6 separate regions of the Homo sapiens genome follow, and regions 1, 2, 4, 5 and 6 are each linked to region 3. The links are chromatin loops, found by intact Hi-C in ENCODE. Cell type or tissue: IMR-90. All regions are shown on one strand.

Region 1 (4,000 bases), 1.6 Mb before region 3:
GAGTATATGTGTGTACACATGTGTATATGTGTATGTGTATATGTATGTGTATATATGTGCATATATGCACTGTGTATGTGTATGTGTGTATATGTATGTGTATGTACAGAGAGAAAAGTATTCCATGCAATAGAAAGATGATGCTTACAGGGAAAGAGTTCAAATTGCAATACTGATCACTTGAGAATAAAAAGAAAAGAGACAATCTGTAACTACTTGGTTGGGCTATGAAAAGGTAACACTTATTGGTAGTGTAATTAGTGGTCTACTCTACAGTCATTTAACAACTCATCCCCCTATTCATTGGCAGGACCCACCTCCTACAATAGGGATACCTGTGGAGTACTTTTCCAACTTCTCTTGCAGCTAAGACACAGCATGTGACCAATCCTGGCCAATGGGAACCCAGGATGAGTCTGCTGGAGACTTTTGGGAAAGGTATTCTCTTCTAATAAAAGAGACACAGAGGTGCAAATGTCCCTCTTTTCAACAGGGCCTTGCTGTGTCTACATGATCATGAGGGTCAAGCTAATACCTTGAGTATGGGGGCTGGGGTAGAAAAAGAAAAAGAACTTGGGTCCTTAATGACAGTGTTGAGCTAATTTTGAAAACATACTGCTTCTGGACCTCTTGTTGTTTGAAATAACAAATGGTCTTACTTTTTCAGCCACTCTTGATTCTTCTGGAAGAAGCCGTCCTCAGTTATGAGTTCTTGTATCCATTCACATGAACCACAGGCCATTCCTAATGAGCACTGTATATATCAGTAAATGCAGATGAACTGGTATGATTTGGGGGTGACTTTTAAATCTATTCATAGATGCTCTGCCTATGACATATACTCATATATTGTAATAATTAGTTCACAACTTGAAAGGGGGTGACATTCATGAAAGGTATGTTTTCATCTTCTATATTTCTACAATATCTATAAATTAAATTTCCTGAAATTCTAGATGGTACCAGAGCCACTATAAACAATCACATAGGCCTGTGTATATCAGTGTTACCTCTGAGACTATGAACCAATATGGGTTTTTTTTTAAAAAACATCTTTTTGATCTGTTGTTAATGCAACTGACAATCGGGATTCTGGTTGTGTGATAAAAATCTGGCTCTGGGAAATGGTGAAATGTGTATGAAGGTCATGGGGTCTGGGGAGATTCCACATGTGGAGCTCAGAGACAGGTGTAGGGATGCAGAGATTCCAAAGTAGTTTCTAAAGAGCGTGATTTATAATGAGCAGGTTCTTAGGATGGTTCTCAATGGCCTTTTATGATCCTCATGAAATAAAAGTCATGAATTTTAGAGGGATTTACCTCTTCTACTTCCTCTGTGACCTTCTTGTATCTCAGCAACAATAATGCTCAAGTCAGGCCGATATGGCTCCATTCATGGACATAGAAAAAAACGTGGGTCAAGATCGACTTGCATAAATACCTTCAAGCCAGTTGCAGCCTGCTGCTTGTTGGGGGTTGTTTCATGCCATGTGTGCAGTACCAGGCCTCCGCCACAGGGCGGTGGGAATGGCCACAAAATGTGAGCTGCTGGCTTGGCCTGGCCGGGACTGAGTGGAAACAGATTTATAGGAAATGTAATCTTTTTGCTTTGCACAGCTCACAATCAATCTGATGTCTTATAAATGTGCAATTTCCTATATTCTTGAGCAAGCCTAGTTCTGCTTATTAACATAGAAAAGAGACAGACTATGAAGTGGCCTTAAGAGATGAGAGATTAAGCCTCAAAATGAAAGGCAGGGTGTGGAAACAGGACACAGGCCAGAAGGCCAGGAGCCTGGGTTCTACTTGTCCCTCTGGTGTCATCATCTAAGTCACTTTATAGCTCTGGGCTTCGTGGTTTTCTCAGAAGAGGTGAGGAGAAGGGGTGTGATATTGATCGACTATCAAATTCCCCTCCTATCTGAAGTCCTCTGATTTATGGCAAGGTTATTTACACAGCCTTAATGTAAGGCAAGGATCTGAACCAATATTGTGGTGGTAGGAAAGGAAAAGAAAATTGTAAAAGGTTATTGCTTCAGGATACTTGAGGATAAATAAGTGTCAAAAGTCAAAAAGTCAAATCAAACCAGACCTCCAGGACTCAAGGCCCTTGGGGAGGACAAAGCTTGCAGGAGGCTTACTCTTTTGTGGAATTTACTGGTTTACTCCTGAGAAAACCAGTCAGAGTTAATTTCTCAATTGTGGCATCTAACCACAGCGCATGCTCATTTAATTGTCCTGTAGTAGGGAGAAGCAAGGAAAAAAAAAACCAAAAACACAGATCATGTTTAGTGAGTGAATGTTGTTTTTTCTTTTTTTTGAGACGGAGTCTCGCTGTGTCGCCCAGGCTGGTGTGCAATGGCGCGATCTCGGCTCATTGCAACCTCCGCCTCCTGGGTTCAAGCCATTCTCCTGCCTCAGCCTCTGGAGTAGCTGGGATTACAGGCGTTGCCACCATACCCGGCTAATTTTTTGTATTTTTAGTAGAGATGGGGTTTCACTATGTGTTGGCCAGGCTGGTCTCGAACTCCTGACCTTGTGATCTGCCCGCCTCGGCCTCCCAAAGTGCTGGGATTACAGGCGTGAGCCACTGCACCCGGCCTGAGTGAATGTTGTTGAGTCACAGAACACTAGGGAGAGCTTTTGGCATTATTCATTTCAAAAACACTGTATAGAGAGGTGAGCAGGAGCTGCATTTCATTCATGCCTTCATTCATTCACTTAGTTTTTGAGATGTAGTTTCGTTCTTGTTGTCCGGGCTGGAGTGCAGTGGCGCGATCTCGGCTCACTGCAACCTCCACCTCCCGTGTTCAAACAATTCTCCTGTCTCAGCCTCCTGAGTAGCTGGGATTACAGGCACCCATCACTACGCCTGGCTAATTTTTGGTATTTTTAGTAGAGACAGGGGTTTCCCCATGTTGGCCAGGCTGGTCTCAAACTCCTGACCTCAGGTGATCCGCCCATCTCGGCCTCCCAGAGTGCTGGGATTACAGTCGTGTGCCACCAGGGCCAGCCTCACTTAGTTTTTATTGAGTGAGAGAAAGCATCCCAGGCACCAGGGATGCTGTGGTTACAAAGCTCCTTATGGACTTTATGATCAACTAGTGGAGGCAGACAGTTGAACTAATGAGCAGGCAGATAAATAAATACGGGATTGTACAGGATGTGGTGAGTGATCTCCAGGCTGTTACAGAAGCCAATAAGAGGGTGGTCAGGGAAGTCACCAGAATGTATCATTGAAACTGAAGTTTCCTGAAGCTTTTCTGCTTCCTTATCCAGGTGGTCTTTGTCTTGTTTTGTTAAGTGAGTCATATATGGGTTCCATAAATATATCTTAGACAGCTTCTATGTTTTAGGCAGACTGCTAGGTCCTGGGGCTATAAAGATGATTAAGACTGTGAAGTTGACTGCCAGCATTGAGTCGTAGTCAGTGCTTATGCTACTGCTTACCACCAACTAGCCAGTGACTTTGGGCAAATGAATGAATTTCTTTAAAGCTCAGTGTATGCATCTATATAATGGGAATAATGATAGAATCTAGCTATAGACTACTGTAAGAATTTATATAAATATTTTAAGTTTAATGCATGCAGAGTTACATAAAGAATGAAAATATTAGCAATCATCAATATTGTATAATAAGTGTAAGAAACATCAAGGGCTTAGCACAGTGGTTAGTGCAATAGAAAGCACTGAATGTGGCCCCTGGTTGCCACTGTTAGTCTTTCAAGAACTCATGGTCTATTGTGGGGGACAAATGTGCTTGTACAAATAGATAAATAGTAACAAAAGGATAGAACACCTAGGGATAGATTCGGGACAGCCTTGGAAAGGAAATGACTCTTGAATTGAGTTTAGGAATTTACCAGACTCCCCAATGGAAAAGCAGAGAGAGAGAGAGAAAGAAAAAAAGGAAGTAACGAGTCAGGGGGCAGGAACATTCATTCTTCACGGAGAAAACAGCCAGGGCAAGGCCAGGGGTGCTATGGGAATACCAGCGA
Region 2 (4,000 bases), 560 kb after region 3:
TAATCATATTTCATTCAATCGGTTGGAATCAGCCTGCAAGTTCACACCAGCAAAGCAGGTGCTCAAGCCCGTCACTGTCATCACCCCCCACGTCCCAAACAGCCTTCTCAACATCATCCCCATCCGCCCCAACTTCGATTTCACTGATTTCCGGAAAAGAAAGGCGAAAACCGCCATCAGGGTGGCACCCTAAACGTTTCATAACAATTTTTTTTTTTTTTTTTTTTTTTTTTTTTTTTTGGAAATCAAAAGCCAAATTTAAGAAGGGAGCAAGGAAGGAAGTTGGTTCCGGCTGCTGTTACAGAAAAACAGAGTGAAGGAACCCACATCCACCACTAGGTGGCGGACATGGACGCAAAGGCGCCATTAGGCCAGAGATCCCCAAGGGCCTAAATTTGCCTTCATGCCTAAGCTTTTTGGCCCATAAAGTGTTAGTAAATATTTTCAGGAAATTTCACATAAAATCTAGTTCTCAGCCTCCATTGCAAAACAGTCCCGAGATCTGACACTGTCTGAGCCTGCGTTTTACAGAGCCACTGTTGCCTGGCTCAAGACGGAGCACCACCCCCTCAGATGGAGCACAGAGACTTAGCTTGCTCTGATCCTCTGGATCACCCATCTTACCTTCCTGGCCACTGCAGGCCGTAGACTTTGCCACTCCAATAGCCCAGAGCCACTTAAGACATCTGCAGGTGAGGGATATGGGTGGTTTCTAGACAAAGATTGACTCAGAGCAGCAAAGTGAAAAGCAAGAGCTGCCTGCATGTATTTTTCTGCTCTAACATTTCCCCCTTGACTCTTGACTCTTTGCCCCTTCCCTCCTTGGTTTTATGGTATGCATCCTTGTTTCATCACTCACCCCCAAGCCTGGGTGAGGTACCTCTTCTGCGTGCCCCACACCACGCGATTGCTTCCCTAGCATAGGGCTTACCACGTGCCCAGTTTTTTTACTGTCTCTCCCATTGGTTTGTAAATTCTGTGAGGGCAGAAACCAAGATGATCTTGTCCACTATTGAAATGTTTAGCCCAGTACCTGGCTCTTCAACGGAATTCAATAAGAAAGAAAAGAAAAAAGGAAAAAAGAAAGGAAGGAGGAAGGAGTGGAGGGGAGAAGGGAGGGAAGGAGTGGGGTAGGAACAGAAGGAAGGAAGGAGGGAAGGGAAGGGAGGAAGACATTGCCAATCGAGCATAGCATTCTTGCTCTTGAGCCTGGACCCTGAGGCCTTCTCAAAACAATACTCCAAGCAGCTACCTCAGTCTGAGTTGGCACAGGAGATGCAAAATACTTTCTGCCTGATAGCCTGGGAAGAAGCTGTTTGGGAAGGGATTCCAGTAAGGAAATGACTGCCCTGCTTAAACCTTGGACCGGAGTGTGTCAGGGGAGATGGGCAAATCCGTGTTGTTCTGGCAGGAACCAAACCCAACAGAAAAGAGAAAGGAAGGAGAGGCAGCTATTCAGCAAACAGAACATAGGCTGTCACGAAAAGACTTGGTTAACTTCAGGCTATAGGCCACAGGGGTGCAGTTGACTGAGGGATTTTACGGATGTATCTAAGTAACGTATCTTAGAGAAGCTTTCTGAGAACAAAGCCCCATGCTGGTAGGAACCCTTCCCGCTCTTGGGCATCTCAACTGCAAACCAGATGGAGAGGTGGATTGGGGCACTCTTCACACATCTTAGCCCATGGAGGAAAAACATGAGTGTACACTGCCCCCTAGTGTTCATTGTTGGTAACACGATGAGGCTCGGGAAATCATAAAAACCATAAATGTCTAATGAACAGATGCAAGAGAAGATAAAAACTACATTGATTTTATTTTAGCTTTTTTCAGTTAACTGAAACACACACTCACACGCTTATGTATAAAACATTGAGAAAAAGCCATAGCCAAGGAGGAGAGTCAAATCTTTAAAGATCCCAAACCAGATACTGCTGGCCAAGAACGAATGGATGAATTGGGAATTCAATTCAGGCCCCTTGGATACCATCCAGATGTTCAAGCAGCTGGTCACACCAAGTCCCTTCCAGTCAATTACTTTTCTTGATGTTTCTAATCAACAGCATTATATATGTGATGCTATAAACTTTTATATTTAATATTAGCTCATAACTCAGGATCCCAAACCAGATGTTTTGGGTGAGAAAGAAATTGATGACTTATCAGGAGATTGAACCCAGGCCACTGGCTGCTCTCCAGGCATTCTACCAGCTGAGCTGCAAAGCAGGGTGGTTGCTACCAGCTCCCTTTAGTTATGAGGAGAGAGAGAGAGGAGTGGGTAGAATATGAACATAAAGCCGTATTCCAGAAAAGCTTCCATGAATTCTTTTTCTCTTATAAAACAGGAGCCTGTAGCATTGTCTTGAGTCAGTAATGGTCAGGTATATTCAAAGCTTTGAGCTCGTCTCCCTTCCTTTATGACATTATAGAGGCGCAGGGAAGCAGTGACGGAAGGGAAAAGAAAAGTAAAATACATGGCCAGGAAAAGGAGATGCGCTGACATGATCGATTGTCACCAATGAGGTGGGGTAATGTCTTTAAAAATATTAACCAACTTTTTCTTCCAGGAAAAGTCCCCCTGTGCCCTTCCCTCACCAAAGAGCTAGGCCCACTCTCTGGAGGAATTAGGCAGAAGAGAGAGCTGAGAACAAAGAAGTCTTCCAGGATTTGGTTTCAAAAGCCTAAGCCCCTGGGGACATGGAGAGGACAAAAGCTTCAAGCTAAGGAAGGAGAAGAGAAACTCCTGCTCGTTATCTCTCTTGAAAAACATTTCCCAATCTGTGGAGCAGGGATCGGAAAGATTGGTGGGTCCCAGAGACATGGGCCTTGTGTCCAGCCAACTTCCTGAGTTAGAGGCCTGAGGAGGTAGCTGACCCCAGGCAGGGAAAGCTGTGCATGGTGTCTGCCAGATGGAGCCAGAGTAATTCCAAACAAGATAAACCATGAAAAGCACCTAGCAGGATGCCTGGCACACAGTAAGTGCTCAGTAAATTGCAGCTGTTACTGCTTTTATGAGGGTACTCAGTTTTCCAGTGCCTTAAAAATCACCAAAGCCAAGTTCACCATGGCAGGCGGAGGTACGCTTCCTCAGCAACGGACAGCCAGCATCCACCACTCTTGTTCTTTCCACCCCTACCCCTCCTTCCGACATCAGACGAGACCACTTTTAACTCAGTTTCTTAGAAGTAACTAAGGTCAACCAATGTGTTATGGTTCATTTTGTGTGTCAACTTGGCTAGCTCATGGTAGCCAGGTATTTGGTCAAACATTACTCTAGATGTTTCTGTGAGAGATCTGTTAGGTGACATTAACATTTAAATCAGTGGACTTTGGGTAAAGCAGAGGACTCACTGTAGTGTGGATGGGCCCCATCCAATCAGCTGAAGGCCTTCAAGAAAAGACTGACTTTCCCAAAGAAAAAAGGAATGCTGACGGCAGGCTGTCCTCAGCCTTGAATAGCAACTCTTCACCGAGTCTCCAGCCTGCCAGCCTACCCTGCAGATTTTGAACTTGTCTGTCTCTACAATCACTGTAGCCAATTCCTTAAAATAATTATTAAAAGATTTATATCTATCTGGCCGGGCACAGTGGCTCATGCCTGTAATCCCAGCACTTTGAGAGGCTGAAGCAGGTGGATCACCTGAGATCAGGAGTTCAAGACCAGCCTGGCCAACACGGTGAAACCGCATCTCTACTAAAAATACAAAAATTAGCCGGGTGTGGTGGCATGTGTCTGTAGTCCTAGCTACTCAGGAGGCTGAGGCAGGAGAATAGCCAGAACCCAGGAGGCGGAGGTTGCAGTGAGCTGAGATCATGCCATTGCAGTGAGCCGAGATCGTGCCTTTGCACTCCAGCCTGGGCAACACAGCAAGACTCCATCTCAAAAACTGAATAAGCAGCAAATAAATAAATAAATAATAAAAGATTTATATTTATCTATCTATCATCTATGTTTCTAGGTATATTTATATCTATCTATCATCTATTTATCTATGTATCT
Region 3 (4,000 bases):
AGCCAAATCTGGACAATTTCAGCAGAGAAGGACATCACTAGAATCATTTTATTCTAGAGCATACAGGAAGATCAAAGATTGTCCAGCTCACAGTTTAGGAGCTAGTGCTCCCCTGACTTCATCCAAATTTGAAATTTTCTGGCCTCGAACGATCATGGCCCCGTTTTTCAAGTCCATTAGAGAGGCATACTGAGCAGAGGCCCTTTCGATTCCTAGGAGGAGAAATTGGCATTTCGTAGCAGCTGGGAGCAGCTGCAAAGTCCCTCCATGTGCAGTTTCCCACCCTCCTGTACTGTGCAAGCCCCTTCTGTGTGAAGAGTTTGAAATGAAATCCGAGCCACGAAGCTGCAGTCTGGCCGCCCATGCAAGGTCATGTGGACTGATGGCCAAGGGCGCTCTGTCCTTAGAGCAGAGGAAAGAACATTGGGAATAGATGAGGGCTAGGAAGAGAGTGAGATGTTACTTTGGACTCTGAGTCTAGCGTACTTGTCTATAGAAGTTCTCAGTACCTAGACATTCCCCACCTGGTCACAGGCTGGGGACCCAAAATACTGTCATCTAGTTTGCTAAATGTCTGAACTCTGGGCTCATCCCCAATAGACAACCAGAAGTGCAAGTTGATCAGCCTAGTTCCTCTGTGTGTGTGTGTGTGTGTGTGTGTGTGTGTACGCACGCGCACACCCTCACACATGCGGGAGCAGACACCGAGAAGGCAGGGACAATGATGGAATTTATGAGAGGAAAGTTACCAAGTAGTTGGGGAATTTCTGAGCAATATTGGACATCCTGAGTAGGGAACAGTTTGGGGACACTATTGAGATCATAGTCCGGGCATTAAACAACACCAAAAACACTTGGTAGAGCTTGGACTGGAATGCCTTGTGTGAATGGATATTCCTTTACAGGGATGAGATTTATAATACGCTCTTATACTTTATGTGAAATTCACAGACTTCCATGAAAATCCACCACTACGTTATAATCTCCTGCCTGCTCTTTAAAAAGAAAATACCCTGGCCAAAATATTTGTCTCCTTTAAATAAGTCTGTTGATTGGCCAGGAAAGAATAAGTGCCAAATCTGTATTTTGGCAGGGTCATGGGAATGAAATAAGCCTGTGTAATTAATGACAATAGGGGCTAACCTCACATAGACCAGATGCTTACTTCATGAGAAGAGTGTTGCAGAGCAAACAAAACTCTCTGATATCAACAACAACAACAACAACAACAACAACAACCAAAAAGGCCTCGTATCTCTCCGGGACACAGTTGAACAATTGCAAATTGCAATCACCATCAGTCAAATTGCTGGGCCCAGTCGGGAACTTGATATTCTTAGCTCGTTTCCTTAGGGGGAAATCTTCCTCCACCAAGTGATAGTAACTTGGCTGAAAAAGAGCATCGTTTCTTGGTATGGGTTTCCTAATGATAGTAAACTCCAAGCTTTTAGAAAATTTGTTCTGCTTAAGCGATGAGTTGCAATTGTGAACATAAGGTTTCTTATTAAATATGTGCCTCTAATATGTAATCAGAGGAAATTGTACTCCCTCATCTTTGCATTTTATAAGGATGTCTTAAAAATGCTTGTCAGCACTTTAAAACCTTTGCTAATTTGATACAGTTTAAAAATCTCTCTGGGGGATATTTATATAGTGAATAAATAAACTGTTGTGAAGCCAAAATTTAGAAATTGAATTTATGAGAGGAATGTTATTAAGTAATTGGGGAACTTCTGAGCAGTATTGGACATCCTGAGTAGGGAAGAATTTGGGGGGCACTGTTGAGATCATATTCCAGGCAATGCTGAGTTAGTGAATGGAAGCCTTTCCCCAGTTTCTTGCCTTCGTGATGTAACTCTTGAATTTTTGCCTTACTATGTGGTCATGATTCTTCAGGCCCCTAAAAACTTACATTTATCCTAAGATTGCCCGACTGTATTACAGAAATTCAGAACTGGCCTGTTTCAGTTGTCTGATGACAATAAATGTGAAAAGAGACGGGGAAGTGTTTAATTAACAATGAAGTTTAGTACTTGCCGTCGGGAGTTCGAGAGACATTCTTGCAAAGGTTTCAACACAAACTATTCACCGACTCGAACAGCCCGCTTTGAATGTGATATGTAGCGCCACCTAGTGGGAGGAGGAGTCAGGAAGGAACCCCTAAAGGGAGAACTTTGAAAAACCTCATCATGATAGAGCATATTTGCAGTCTCAATTTAAAAAAGAAACTACAGCAGCAACAAAAGCTTGTGTTTAGGTAGCACTTATAGCAAGATGATCTGTCTAGTAAGGATGAGCTGCACTTTGCCTTTTTTTCAAGCAAGGATAATTCACTTCTTTTAGGCAGGGAATTTATTCTTTGGAGAGAAATAAGAGATTTGGCTTCACAATAAACTGAAAACCAAGATATAAATGATTAGGGGATTTATATTAAAAATGCCTATGACTGAAAGGAATACCATATGCCCCAGATTACTTTTGTTAGTGTGTTTTGCCTCTGTGTCTGAAAGCCAGCTTCAAATGAAAATACTTCCAGATGATTTTATTTCAACATCAGTAATGCAGGCCTGTTCCTTCCCCTGTGTGGCTCTGGAGGAGGATCCTGTCATTCTAAACAGAAGCCTGTTTAACCCTTAAGGTGCCTGAGATGCCCTGTTGAGAATCCTGTCCACCACACACGGGACAGCTTCACAGGAAAGCGCTTTGAGAGTTCCGACAGGACAGGCGTTTCTGCGCCTGCAGTCCAGGGCCTGGGAGAGCAGGCTGGGATGCAGGGTGGTGGTCAGGTTAAAGGAAGGCAGGATGAAAGGGACAAATAGGACAGATTGAGTGGAGAAACTGACAGACACCACCTTAACCAAGTGACCAAGGTTAGCATTCCCTGTTGTGTTGAGATCATGATCCCCGATATAATACAATAGGATGGCACTTCACCTGTGCGGTAATCTTCCCCCAAATCCGTAACCCCAGTATAGCCCTGAGAAAACATTAGACGAACACTGATTGAGGGGCATTTTACAAAATACTTGACCAGTACCCTTCAAAAGTGTCAGGATCATACAAAACAACGCCAAGACCGCTAAGCTATCCCAGATGTGGGGAGACAAAAGTGAGTCATTACTAACAAGTAAACACGAGGGTGCCCTTGGTCGGATCCTGGGTCTGAACTAAGGCATTTATGGGAAAACTGGGGAAATGTGGATAGTGTATGCAGTTTAGTTAATAACATTATACCAACGTCAGTTTCTTGGTTTTGATCGTTGTACTGTTCTAGGGTTATGATATCCCCTAAGATGATCATTTGGGTGAAAGGAGTATGCGAATTCTCTGTGCTATTTTTCACAATTGTAATATCTAAAATGATTCTAAAATCAAAGGTGAAAACAGCAAAGAAGGCAGGAGAAGCCTAACAGGCGTTGAAGGATGAGGGCTCATACTGAAATCCTGTCTGTGCCGATTCTCTTTTATTCCGTGTTTCTTCTTTCCTTTCCTTCAGAAGGGCCCCCAGGATGGGCCCACCAGCTTCCCCTCCCCTGCCCCGCACCTGTTGCTTCCAGACATGCTGATCTTTCCCTCAGCTGATTTCATAATCATATTGGCTCACGGCTCCCTCCTACTCTCTTGTTTCCGAACCAAGCACAGAGACAGTTTTGTATTCCTTTCTTTCTGTCTTCTATGGCAGGCAAATGTAAAGTGAAGAAGGTGTGAAAGGTTCCCCAAAGCTTCCTGTCATAGAGAACAAAAACGTTGATGTAAATGACAGGTCTCTGAGGACACAAAGAGCTAAAAACTAAAATAAGGGTCAGAGGAAAATCAGACTTGGGCGTATGACTTTTTTTTTTTTTTTTTTTTGGCTACAAACATAGAAGGAACAGGTGTCAGTGGTTGAAAGCTGGTTATAGGGAAAATAGATAGGGCCAGAGCTGTGGATGCACCTTATGGCAAAGATGACAACACGGTCCCAATTTTCCAGGCCAGCTTAGTAATTTTATCTGCTTAC
Region 4 (4,000 bases), 480 kb after region 3:
TGACCTCGTGATCCACCCGCCTCGGCTTCCCAAAGTGCTCGGATTACAGGAGTGAGCCACCACGCCGGGCCATAAAAATAGTTTTTAAATGAGGCAGGTTTCTACTTTTTGAGATGGAAAGGCTAGAATGATGTCCCAATTTTATTATTATGTGGAAAAAAATTAAGACATAGCTGTACCTATTAGTATAAAGCCGTTCATGGGAGAGAGATTATATACAAATGTATACTTGTCCATGCATAGAAAATACCTGGAAGTATACACACAAAATCTGCACAGGTGCTCTTGTAGGAATGGAATTAGCGGACCGGGAAAGGAACGAGATTTTGTTTTCATTCTATTTCATGCATTGCATCTGTTTTATACTTCTGTGTAGATAGGATTGATCAAATGATAGTATTTAAGAGTATAATACTAGAAATATAACAGTGTTAGAATTTTTACTTACTGAGTGCTTACTGTTGGCACATAGTATTTTTTTTTTTTTTTTTTTTTTTTTTTGAGACGGAGTCTTGCTCTGTCAACCAGGCTGGAATGCAGTAGGCAGGATCTCGGCTCACTGCAACCTTCGCCTCCCGGGTTCAAGCGATTCTCCTGCCTCAGCCTCCCGAGTAGCTGGGACTACAGGCACCTGCCACCACGCCTGGCTAATTTTTTGTATTTCTAGTAGAGACGGAGTTTCACCATGTTAGCCAGGATGGTCTCGATTTCCTGACCTCGTGATCCGCCCGCCTCGGCCTCCCAAAGTGCTGGGATTACAGGAGTGAGCCACCGCGCCCGGCCCAGAAACGGGGATTTTTTTAACCGGGAAAAGAAAACACCCCAGATGTGATTGCTGTCTCTGAATAACTTCAGGACTGTCAGGAAAATGATGAGGTTCACTTCGTATGTTTCCAGAGAGAAGGACTAGGCCACCGGACTGCAGCTATAGGAGAGACAACATGGTTCTCCAGATGAAACCAGCTGCCCCCAGCGGCGGGCAGCTCACTGCCACCCACTGTATTCCAAGCCCGGCCCACTGGACCGGTCATCGGGGACCCCCTTTAAGCCTTCCTGCTAGAAGATTCTTTTTTCTAAAGTCGAAGGCTGCAGAGTTGACTAGGAGAGGACAGAGCTTTTCCTTCAGGTGAAAGGGAATGACTGTCATTCATTCTCAAAGTGGAAAGCCACGTACTGGCAGGTGCACTCCCAGGTCAACGCGGAAGTCATGAGTTTTGCGGGTTTTCTGCTTAGGCTGGATGGAAGCTACTGTCTTCCTCGAAACGTGTGAAAGCAATGAGATCATTCCTCTTCTCTGAGGTGGGGGAGATGGGGAGACCGGCCTGAGATACAAAAAGAAAATTATGAGGTAGGGACTGGGCGGGGGGACCCAGAGGGAGGACTGAGAGCGAGAGCCAGGGAGGCAGGCAGACAGTAGGCTGGGCAAAGCCAGAGGAGAGAGGCTGCGGGAGGTGAGAGTCTGAGCCGAGAGTGACCCCAGGTTGAATCAGGGATAAACGCTGGAATGGGCTGTAACCAGGAATGAGACGTCTGGCATTTTGTAATTTCTGGAGAATTCCTCTTAAATTCCCTTTCCCTTCAGTAAACATGATGAAAAACCACTGCCCGCCATGTGTGTGGTCTCCGTGGCACACAAGAGTGAGGGTCACAGCCAGGACAGGGAGACGGGAGCCCAGGAGCGGAAGAGCAGAGGGGCAGCCCGCCCTCTCCTGGCCTCACGGCGAAACTGCTCAACACCGAGGCTCTGAGGCCGAATCCTAGCTTAGAGATGGGCACCTCGCAGCAAGGAAAACGTCATGGACAGCAAGCATCTTGCCTAGCAGCAAACAACATAGTGCCTTTCTCTATCTGGAAATCTCATTAGAATGCAGGACGCAGAGAGCTGAAACCATCTTCTCAGCCAACTAGAAATTTTGCAAAGAAATGATTTTTGAAAATGATTGTGAAGCAGAATTGGCAGAAGCATCATCATCATCTCTCCTATTTGTCTGGTGACACTCAGTTTGCAAAAACCCTTTCGCACGTGCCCTCTCATAATACCCGCATGGAGTATTGTTTTCCTCCTTTGCAGAGGAATGCTGTCTGCAGGCATTCCTATAGGTACATTGCACACCCACGGTGCCACATCTCCCGGCTTGTCCTTCCGTCTTGAGTCCTCTGTTCCATCCAACCCAAGGGCCCTAAGAACTTGCACAATAAATGCAGAAGTCTTTGTGACCGTCATTCAGACACAAGCCAGTCCCTGCCTCTGTTCGCTCAGAACTCCCAAGATGACTGGCAGCCAAGATCTCAAGCCATTCACTGCACTCTCAAGGAACCTGTGCTAGGAAGACAGAATGAGGGCGAGGTCTCCGGCATTCGTGGATTATACACATGCGCCCACACGCGACCCACGTCATTCCTTGCTTTATAGCATTACTGGAGAGTTCATAAAAAAAAGCAGGCTTTTCTTCTCAGCAGAGTTGAATGCTTTGTAATTGCAAGATAATAAAGGAAAGATGGGGTGGCATAGGCTGCCTGCAGCTTTTCCTGATACCTGCCAGTTAAACTTCTGACACCAAAGTCACCCTGCCATTTGAATCGATCAAGCCAGGCTAGAACTAGGAAAACAAGAAGGTCAGTAGCAAATGAAGTAAAGCCCTCTTGTCTTATCCTGGCAGAGGTGGTGAGCCCCTTAGCACCTTGTCAAACACTAAATTTAATCCCAGTTTTATTTTCAAATCACTTTTTTAAAATGCACTAACCATTAAAAGATAGGGGAAAAGGTCCTTTTAAAATGATTTATTATGTGTTAACAGCTAAAGAAAACCTAAACAATGTCTCCATAAAGACTCACGATCACGTTTTTAATTAAGAGCCACAACTTTTAATGGAAGGCATAATATGCCCATTCATTGCAGGACACTGGGCTCCTCTGGGTAACCCAGCAGTCAAGCTCAGGGGAGGAGTAACGACTTTCAGTTCACACCTCAAAGTCTCCTGTTAAAGAAAATAACAATAAAATAAGATCACTTGAAACCTTTTGAGTTTGGGAATTTTAACCCAGAGAAAGGGTGCATTTTGCTCAATTACAGGGACGCTTTTTCCTGGTTCGGGGCCCACAATAGCCCGCTCAGTGCTCTGAGTGCCTCAGACACCCCCTAAGTCTTAGCAGGTAAGTGGGCTGTGCTCAAAGTGCCCTGTGTGTGTGCTGCCTGGTAAATTCCTGCCCATACCCAGGGGAGGCTGCGCCCCCTGAGAAACAAACTGTTACTTACTGTCTCTTTCTCAAACTGGCCCCTTAACAGCTTTTTCTTCCCTAGCTCTTTTATTTAAGACTGAAAGTTAACAATCTAGGAGGACAGAGTGCTGTGTCCTTTTGTATGGCCCCGCAAGGTGTATGGTATCAGGCACCATTTATCTATTGCCAGCTTCACTCCCTTAGCCCTGGCAACAATGAAGTAAAAGTATGAAGTGAGCTCATCATTATCTCCGTTTACAGATGGGGAAACCGAATCTTGGCGAGGATAAGGAATTTGCTCTTGTCATTAAACAGTACAAGAGACTATGGGCCGAGGCAGGGTGGATGGGAGATGGGGTTCAGGATACCCTAAAACATGGTACATTCACATTTGAGAAAACAGCAGAAACAGGAAAGTGACTCTCACCTTCTTCTGCCCTTCTCCCCTGAATCAGGTCCCAGGATTCTCGTTCCACGGGGGCTCTTTCTATGCCCAGAGGAAAGGAACTTTCTTCTCTCTGAAGACGCAGGGTCACAGAGAAGAATCTGAACAAATCAGCTTTGCTAAGTTCCCACAAGTTTCTTGCATACTTTTAAAAAATACAGTCACTCTTCTCCAGGTCTACTTAGTTCTCCATCAAACCAAGCACTGAAAATACACAGGTTTACCTGTTTCTTTGTGACTTCATTTCTGAAGTTTCCCGTATTACATAAACTTATTACATAAATTTGTTATGCTTTCCTTTTGTTAATTGTTTTTGTCACAGGGGCTTCAGCCAT
Region 5 (4,000 bases), 260 kb after region 3:
AAAAATTTTTCTTACCCTATCATTGTGCAAATGTTCAAATCAGCACTTTTAGTTTTCTTATATATTTATGTTTCATCATTTTCTCTCTGTAATCCACCTGGATTTTATTTTGCAATATTGTATGTGGTAGGGAATTAAATTTGTTATTTTTAAAATAGTAAACAATTTATTGAATTAATCTGTTTTTTTATTGAAAAATTTGCAGTGCTACCCTACTAAATACTAATTCACATGTATATCTAAGAATACTTACTTTTCTCTTTGAGTAGTTAGTGCCTTTTGTGATTACTTTAGGTTGATGATAAATTATAAACAAAGTATTTAACAATGGAATTGCCTCTCATCCTTATTTTCTTGGATCTTTTCTTCTATTGATTTTTCACATGAACTTCCAAAAAAAATTGTGAAATTTGAAAAAAAATTCTGAAGCAATATTTGTTGGATTATCATTAAAACTATAAGCTAACTAAAGGTAGAATTGATATATCTACAATATTCTTCCCATCCAAAAGAGGATAATCTTTCATTTTTTAAAGTGTCTTTTTGCCACTCAGGAGAGTAATTGCTGTATGGTAATATACATTGCTTTTCAGTATACTTGAATATTGTAATATAATATATTTTTGTTATAATTTAATTGATAATTGCTGCATATAGGAAGTTGATTTTTGTAGAATTATTTTAAAAATTTTAATGATTTTGTACAATTTATTTATAACTGACCCACTAACACTATTTTCTTATCCCAACCTTCTGTTTTTTTAGAAGAAAGAAATTATGATTTACACACAATGATGATTTTGTCTCTCCTTTTCTATAATACCTTTTCTATTTCCCTTGACTTGCTGCATTATCGAAAACAGCCAGAGGAAAATTTTGCTGCATTATCTAAAATATCCAGAGGAAAATTTTAAATTATGACAGTAAGCATATTTTTCTTCCTCCTCATTTTAACAGAAATATTTATGATATTTCACCATTAAATATATTTTGATATATATTTTTGAGGTAGTCTGAAGTAGTCATGTTAAGAAAGTATCCTTCTAATCTTAGTTCTAAGTGTTTTCAGTTCTATTGGACTCATACATAAATAACTTAATCCAAGATAAAGGAAACAGCATGAGCTCAAAGTCAAGTACAATGTCACTAAAACTAGAGTTGTCAGACATCCTGTCCGTAATGGATTATCCTATATTTCAAAAACAATTGTGTCAGGATGTATAATCATTCTGCATTTGATCTAGATCTGACACTACCGATGACATCTGTTAGTCTCTAACTTTCTCCTGGCCAGTAACAATACGCCCCACATTCACTGAAAATAAAATACGGCAGTCATAATAAAAAGCAAATTTTGTAAACAAAATTTCCCAATAGTGGGCTGAGTTTATTCAGATCAAGTTCTGGGTCCTACTCTCAGTTTTTAAATCCTATAATCAGCAAAATGCGCGTGCAGTTTTGGACTTCGATGTGAGAAGTAAATAGCAATTTAGGTTGTTAGGTTTCGAAGTAATTGACTCTGGAGAAGACCCGAGCATATCTCCGGAGCCATCTAGTGGCTGCAGAATGCATCGGAAAAAAAAATAATAACCCTGGTTTGGTCTTCAAGTTCAGAATAAAAATGAACGGGGACATCATTTGAACCCTCCTTCCCAAATCAACACAGTCTAGGACTTTGTACACAATGGGAGTGCACTTACTTTTGACTACGAAGGATTTGACTAATGAATAGAAAAATACTCAGATTCATGCTGAGGTCTACGCAGCTTAGAGATATGTTTCTATTACCTGGTAAAAACAACCATTGATTAAAAAAAGACAATGTAAGCAAGGGAATAGCAGGCATAAGTCACCAACGTGATAAAGAAAAACTTTAAAAGATGAGTAGCTACTGTGTATGTGTTTTAGACTTCAATGGTGGTTACTAAAAGGAAAGAATTTTAGTCAGGAAAAAATGCATTTCTAATACAGGTGTGATTCGTGGCTCTTAAAGTAACCCACTAGATTTTGACAGTGATAAAATTACTGAAGCTATCTTCCGTGTTTTCCTTAAATTCCTACTTCTGTCTACATAAAAACACAAGACCAATAAACAATCAAACAAAAAGAATTACCCTGGATCGTAGCTGGGTGTGCTTAAGAACAAAGATAAAGCAAATTGATAGCTTTCGAATGTTAATAGGGTTTGTCACCTCCCAGAGTGTGTAAATTGAAGACATCTGTCTGGTCTAAAATAAATTCCAGAAATCCCAAACTAATTGCTTCATATACACAATGCAGAACCTCAGAATTCCATGCAAAAATAAACCTTCATTTGGAAAATAAACTTCATGAAATTACGATAAAAGGGGACCTGTCAATGAGCCAGCGCTTAATACAGAAGGATTATTTTGAAATAAACTTTTCAGAGCTCATTAGAATCGGAAAGAACTGTGAAAATAGATATGTCTCCCCAAGTCCTTAGGTATGTGATGGCGTTTAAAGAAGTTAGATGAAACTAATACACATTTACATCAGAAGTCTTTGTTGATTTTTTGGAAATTATATGCATTTATAACATACAATAAAAGAAAATAACATGGTTTTTCTTTTCTGCCCTCTGGAAAAGAAAAATGCAGCAAAACCATTCCCACAAAAAGTCCTGTTGAATCATATCCCAGGATCTCACATCTCAGAAGAACAGTTCTTCCTTTTGTCTGTTCATTCCAAAAGGGAGTTATTGTTGTTTAAAGGCTACTTAAAATATCCTACAAATGGACAAGCGTTGGCAAAGTCTTTTCTAGGAACTATATTAATTTCTCACGAATATTTTATATGGTATTTTTAGACCTGAGAAAGGGCGAGTAGGCTCATTCAGTGTTGCTCTAATTCAGATAATTATAAGACCGCTACACAGGCAGAACTCTTAGCTGCAAGCGAAAGAGATTAAAGTTGCACGAGCTTAGGCAAAATGGAAACTGAATTGATGTGTATAGCTAAGTTGCAGGAAGAGTGGGATCCTGGTATCTTCGAGATGGCTGAATGGCGGGTTGCAATGATACTAGGACTCTCTCTGAGCATCAGTGGACTCTGCTTCAGGCTGAACAGTGGCTTTCTTCTTTCCTGTCACATGGCTTTCCCTTCAACACTAGAGCAAAGTTTTCAGCCATTTTTGCTCTTACATATTCCTAGCTTTACCATCAGAGAAGGAAAAGATGCCACTCAATGTAGTTAAATAAATCTCCATAAAAGACTCATTGGTTTAGCTGAGTTTTCTGCCTTTTCCCCTAGACAATCACCGTGGCTGTAGAGGGAAAGTTCATGCAGAAGCTGGCAGTCACCCCATTCTGACCACATGTTAGAGCAAGGTGCAGGGGTAGGGGTGGGTGCAGGTGGTGGGGATAAGGTGTCAACGCTGCAAAAGAAGCAGGTAAAGAGGTGGCTACTCCCAGCAGAAGGAAGAGATGTTGGACTTTTTTTTTTTTTTTTTTTTTGAGATGGAGTCTCACTCTGTCACCCAGGCTGGAGTGCAGTGGCGCGATCTAGGCTCACTGCAACCTCCGCCTCCCAGGCTCAAGCGATTCTCCTGCCTCAGCCTCCCAAGTAACTGGGACTACAGGCGCGCATCACCAGTGCTTGGCTATTTTTTGTATTTTTAGTAGAAACGGGGTTTCACCATATTGGCCAGGCTGGTCTTGAACTCCTGACCTCAAATGATCCACATACCTCAGCCTCCCAAAGTGCTGGGATTACAGGCATGAGATATCACGTCCGGGTGAGATGCTGGACATTTAAACCACCACTTTCCAGCCCAAGCACCAAGCAGCAGCAGCAAAACAGCAGAATGGAGGCTGACATGACAACAAAATAGGGTCAACTGATTCACTAAGTTTTCCCTGATTGGGAAGGGTCTAGCGAGGCAGGCGGGAGTTGCCATCTTATACCTCAGGCAGAAGGAGTAACATCTCTGCACTTAGGGAAAATGATCTGAGTGAACCAGCAACTTTTCTAAGAGGCTTGG
Region 6 (4,000 bases), 1.6 Mb before region 3:
CCTGTGGGCTAAGAGAGACCTTCTGTTTGAAGGAGTCTGCCCGGGGTGGGGAGTTTCACCTTCCTGCTGACTGGCCTTCCAGAATACCTGCTTTGGAAGCCTGAGGCTGGCGGGCTGCGTTCTTTCTCCAACACATCCTGATGGGGTCTCCTCTGCACTGAGTGCTGCTCCCCAACCCCTGACACCTCTGTTCACTCCTCCTGGGGTTGCAGTCAAGTCTCTTGCTCTTCCCAGGTGCATAAACATATTTGCTGCAAATGACATTACATTTGTTTTTATTAAAATGTGTAAAATCTCAATTCTAGGTGATGATATATAACAAAGAAATGAACAGTCTACCAGGAAGTCCTGTCAGTCAAAGCTCTCAAATGTATCTTTGGAAGAGCCCTCCTTACACCCCCTCTGTTGCCTCCACAATAGCCCCAGCCCCATCATCTCTGTCCTGGATCCACCAAGTACCCCAACTTCTTACCATGATTCTACTTCTCTTCCCTTATAATCCCCTTCCTACCCAGCATCTAAAATTGTCTTGGCTGGGTGCACTGCCTCACACCTGTAATCCCAGGACTTCGGGAGGCTGAGGTGGGTGGATCACGAGGTCAGGAGTTCAAGATCAGCCTGGACGAGATGGTGAAACCTCGTCTCTGCTAAAAATACAAAAATTAGTCAGACATGCTGGTGGATGCCTGTAATCCCAGCTACTTGGGAGGCTGAGGCAGAGAATTGCTTGAATCTGGGAGGCGGGGGTTGCAGTGAGTCAAGATCACGCCACTGCACTCCAGCCTGGGCAACAGAGCGAGACTCTGTCTCAAAAAAAAAATATCTTTTAAAAATACAAATCAGTTCATACTCTTCCTGAGTTTTAAATGCTTCATTGACTTTTAAGTGTGTTAAAAATAAAATCCCAGCTCCTTACCAAGGTCTGCAAATCTCCACACTAGCTTGTTTGGACACAACTCTCCAACCTTATCTTGCACCACTCTCTCCCTTGCTGAACTCTCTCCATTCCCAGAACATCCCAAATTTTATTTCATCTCAGGATCTTCTCTTGGTCTGGAACACTCTTCCTTCTGTGCAGCTAGCTCATTCTCACTATTCAGCTCTCTCTATTATAGCAGCCTATTTCCTTTCTTAGGCTTCAGAACCAAAAATTATGCTTTTGTTTTCATGACTGTCTTGCCCATTGTGAGAGGCAGATTTCTAAGAATGACTGTCAGTGGACCTTCACCAGTGTATGCTCCCCTTCCCTTTGAGTGTGGGTGAAAGCTGGGAATATGCTTAGATATCATTCCCATGATTATATTATAGGGCAAAAAAAGAGATGATCCAGGTGGGTCTTACAGAATCACAGGAGCCCTTTAAAAGCAGAGGATTTTCTCCAGCTGGTCGAGAAGAGGAAGTTAGAGGAAGTCAAAGCATGAGAGGAACGGATGTGTCATTGCTGGTTTGAAGAGGGAGGAACTATGGGATGAGGAATGCGAGTAGCCTGAAGGAGCTGAGAGAGGCCCCGACAGACAGACAACATGCGACTGGGGAACTGAGTCCTACAACTACCAGGAGCTAAATTCTGCCAACCACCTGAATGAACTTGGAAGCAGATTCTTCCCCCAAGAGCCTCCTGGTAGGAGCAGTGCTTGGCAAACACCTTAATTTTGGTCTTAAGCAGGGACTCCAGCTCATCTTTTGACCTTGGGGACTGCATGCTATAAATGAGTGTTGTTTTAACACTCGAATAATTTGTTGTACAATGACAGAAAACCAATATACCCAGGTTGAATATAAACTCTGTGAGGCCAGGGATCTTATCTGTCTTGGTGATTACTATATCATTAGTTCCTAGGACAGCCTAGCAGACATCAGACACTGAAAACATATTGATGAATTGGACTCACAAGTGATTGGCTGATGGACAGCAAGTATTGGGTGGAAAGCCAAATAATAAAATGAAGGTCCTCCCGCGCCTGGGTAGCTGACCCCTTCCCCTGCTTATGGCAGTTAACTGTTAGACCATTGATACAATCTGTTACGCATGCATCTGTTACAAGATTACATTCACCTTCAGGCAGTCTTAGTTTTTCAGCCTTAACTCTCATAATTAACTCTCATAACTTTTGGGAATCAGTTGGATCCATTTTATTATGGTATGTTTGTTGTAATAGAGAGGACATTCAATGTCTTTGTTTTACTTCACTGTTCTACTCCTTAGCTGGCTTGCCTTGGACAAGTTATACAAGCTTTTGGAACCTCAGTTTTTTCATCTGAAAATTAGAGCTTATGGGAGTCCATAAGACAGATAGAATTAATATTTTTTTAAAAATGGCATTGACATTACAGCATAAAAGCATTATAAGTTTCATTGTTTCCTCTCAAGTACTCATTATTCTTCAAACTACCATGTTGTGAGCTCTATGATAGAAATCATCTGGAAATAAAATATGCCATTTTACCACAAGAGGGTGTATTTGACCTTTGTAGGCAACAAAGCTTACTATTTAAAGCTTCACTTCATAGACATGGACTTTTCAGAGGGTTTAATATGCATGAGATCAATTCCAAATGTATCATCAAATTATTTAGGAAAGTTATTCATGTGTCTGTGTTGTGTGTGTGTGTGTGTGTGTGTGTGTGTGTGTGTGTGTGTCCAGGAAGTGTATATATCCCTCCCATGTGTTTTCTGATGACTATGGAATGGGAACCGTATTTTGACAACATTTTCTCCATCAAACAGTAAATCTTTGGCATTAAACCAAGAGATTGTCCCACGAAGAGGACAAGGGTTTTCATTTGGAATTCATTACAAAAAATCTCAACTCAAAACTATTGCTAAAAAAAAAAACACGTCTTGCCTTTGGAACAAGTTGAATGACTCACAGGTGGAAAATCCAAGTCAGAGCCTCGAGTCCAAGGACATCTTCCTTTCTAAATTTCTTCTTTTGATAATTCAGATTTTTACTTTCTACTTCTCAAACCAACTTCTTCCTATTGTCCTTTTCTCTACACCAGGGAAATCCCATTTTACATTCTGTATTCCAAGCGATTAAGCCTGTTTTTTTTTTTCCATCTAATAACAGGCTTCCTGGCTCATGCCGTCAAGTCATGATAGATGTCGAGCCTTATCCAGTTATTGTCTTCCTCTTCATTTCCCCAGAGCCAGAACAGAAGCTCCAGGGAAGTCAGAGTTTGAACTTAAATCTTTCTTGGTCACCTACTGGTTGAGTTACCTTGGGAAAGTTATTCAAAGCTTCTTTGTTTCAGTTTTTTTTTTCATCTAAAAGTTGGAGGCTGTATTAATTAACTGCTCACAAGCTTGCTGTGAAGTTTAATGAAATGATATTAGTGTGGTAATAAACTTTTTGAGAAATACAGTTATGTTTTGTTTTCTGTTGGTTTTCTCCTCCCCCACATCCATTCTACCAAAGTAAACAGGTCTTCTATGTTTCTTTGCTTTGAAAAAGAATTTCAATTATAGCAGGAGTTGCCTGTAAACCACTTCCCTTCCCAGCTTCTGCTTTACTAAATCCTGAGCTTATTGATGAAAGTCCATTAAGGAATCCTTTTTGAGGGATACCAGGAGAGAGGGAAAGTGGGAGGGAGGGAGAGATTATCAGTTTGTTTTTACAATAAAAAGAGAGGACCGAAGCCAGAGTGGGGTAAGAGCACATACCCACAGAGTTTCTTCTAAAGTCTCGACAGTGGGAAGTAATGGGAGTTCTTTTCAGGATGCTCAGGTAAGCTGGACTCTGGGTTCTGAGGCTTTCAGCCGAGATGCAGATTCCTGCACTAAACCTACAGATAGTATTGCAGCAGTGAGCCTCTAATCTCAACACATCACTATAGACTCATTATGATTTCAGCAGGGTTACAACTAACTGGAGACTAGAAGCCCTTCCTATCATTGCTAGATATTGCACAAACCTTCTTGATTCTGTTGCAATTCTTAGACCAGGGAAGGAACCTGAAATAACTGAATTTTCTTGCAGCCTACTTAGCAGGTTCAAAG

Evidence for each region. Hi-C counts contacts between places; a loop is a spot of excess contacts. Peaks named below come from ENCODE experiments on the same cell type or tissue, not always from the same donor. Only the 100,000 strongest peaks of a DNase experiment are listed, where the experiment ranks them.
Region 1: it touches region 3 in a loop (6-fold over the local background); 13 of 110 quality-filtered maps call a loop at or near these places.
Region 2: it touches region 3 in a loop (26-fold over the local background); 9 of 110 quality-filtered maps call a loop at or near these places.
Region 4: it touches region 3 in a loop (21-fold over the local background); 3 of 110 quality-filtered maps call a loop at or near these places.
Region 5: it touches region 3 in a loop (5-fold over the local background); 48 of 110 quality-filtered maps call a loop at or near these places.
Region 6: it touches region 3 in a loop (6-fold over the local background); 7 of 110 quality-filtered maps call a loop at or near these places.

What each region holds. Positions count from the first base shown.
Region 1 is chr17:15,169,139-15,173,138 of GRCh38, reverse strand. No RefSeq gene overlaps it. Among named protein-coding and RNA genes, the nearest start is that of CDRT8, 65 kb to the right of the region's middle. In IMR-90, a CTCF peak has its summit at 1,521; DNase peaks (open chromatin) are centred at 1,498 and 3,238.
Region 2 is chr17:13,028,328-13,032,327 of GRCh38, reverse strand. No RefSeq gene overlaps it. Among named protein-coding and RNA genes, the nearest start is that of ELAC2, 12 kb to the right of the region's middle. In IMR-90, CTCF peaks have their summits at 325 (motif pointing right) and 1,728 (motif pointing left); no DNase peak of the experiment used is centred here.
Region 3 is chr17:13,593,086-13,597,085 of GRCh38, reverse strand. The region is part of intron 1 of HS3ST3A1 (heparan sulfate-glucosamine 3-sulfotransferase 3A1); the gene reads left to right. Among named protein-coding and RNA genes, the nearest start is that of HS3ST3A1, 6.8 kb to the left of the region's middle. In IMR-90, a CTCF peak has its summit at 2,135 (motif pointing left); a DNase peak (open chromatin) is centred at 2,105; H3K4me3 peaks cover 789 bases; H3K27ac peaks cover 1,384 bases.
Region 4 is chr17:13,112,399-13,116,398 of GRCh38, reverse strand. No RefSeq gene overlaps it. Among named protein-coding and RNA genes, the nearest start is that of ELAC2, 96 kb to the right of the region's middle. RefSeq lists an enhancer at 1,257-4,000. In IMR-90, a CTCF peak has its summit at 1,695 (motif pointing left); no DNase peak of the experiment used is centred here; H3K27me3 peaks cover 1,466 bases.
Region 5 is chr17:13,335,535-13,339,534 of GRCh38, reverse strand. No RefSeq gene overlaps it. Among named protein-coding and RNA genes, the nearest start is that of LINC02093, 31 kb to the right of the region's middle. In IMR-90, a CTCF peak has its summit at 1,548 (motif pointing left); a DNase peak (open chromatin) is centred at 1,544; H3K4me3 peaks cover 718 bases; H3K27ac peaks cover 167 bases.
Region 6 is chr17:15,154,706-15,158,705 of GRCh38, reverse strand. No RefSeq gene overlaps it. Among named protein-coding and RNA genes, the nearest start is that of CDRT8, 51 kb to the right of the region's middle. In IMR-90, a CTCF peak has its summit at 2,455; no DNase peak of the experiment used is centred here.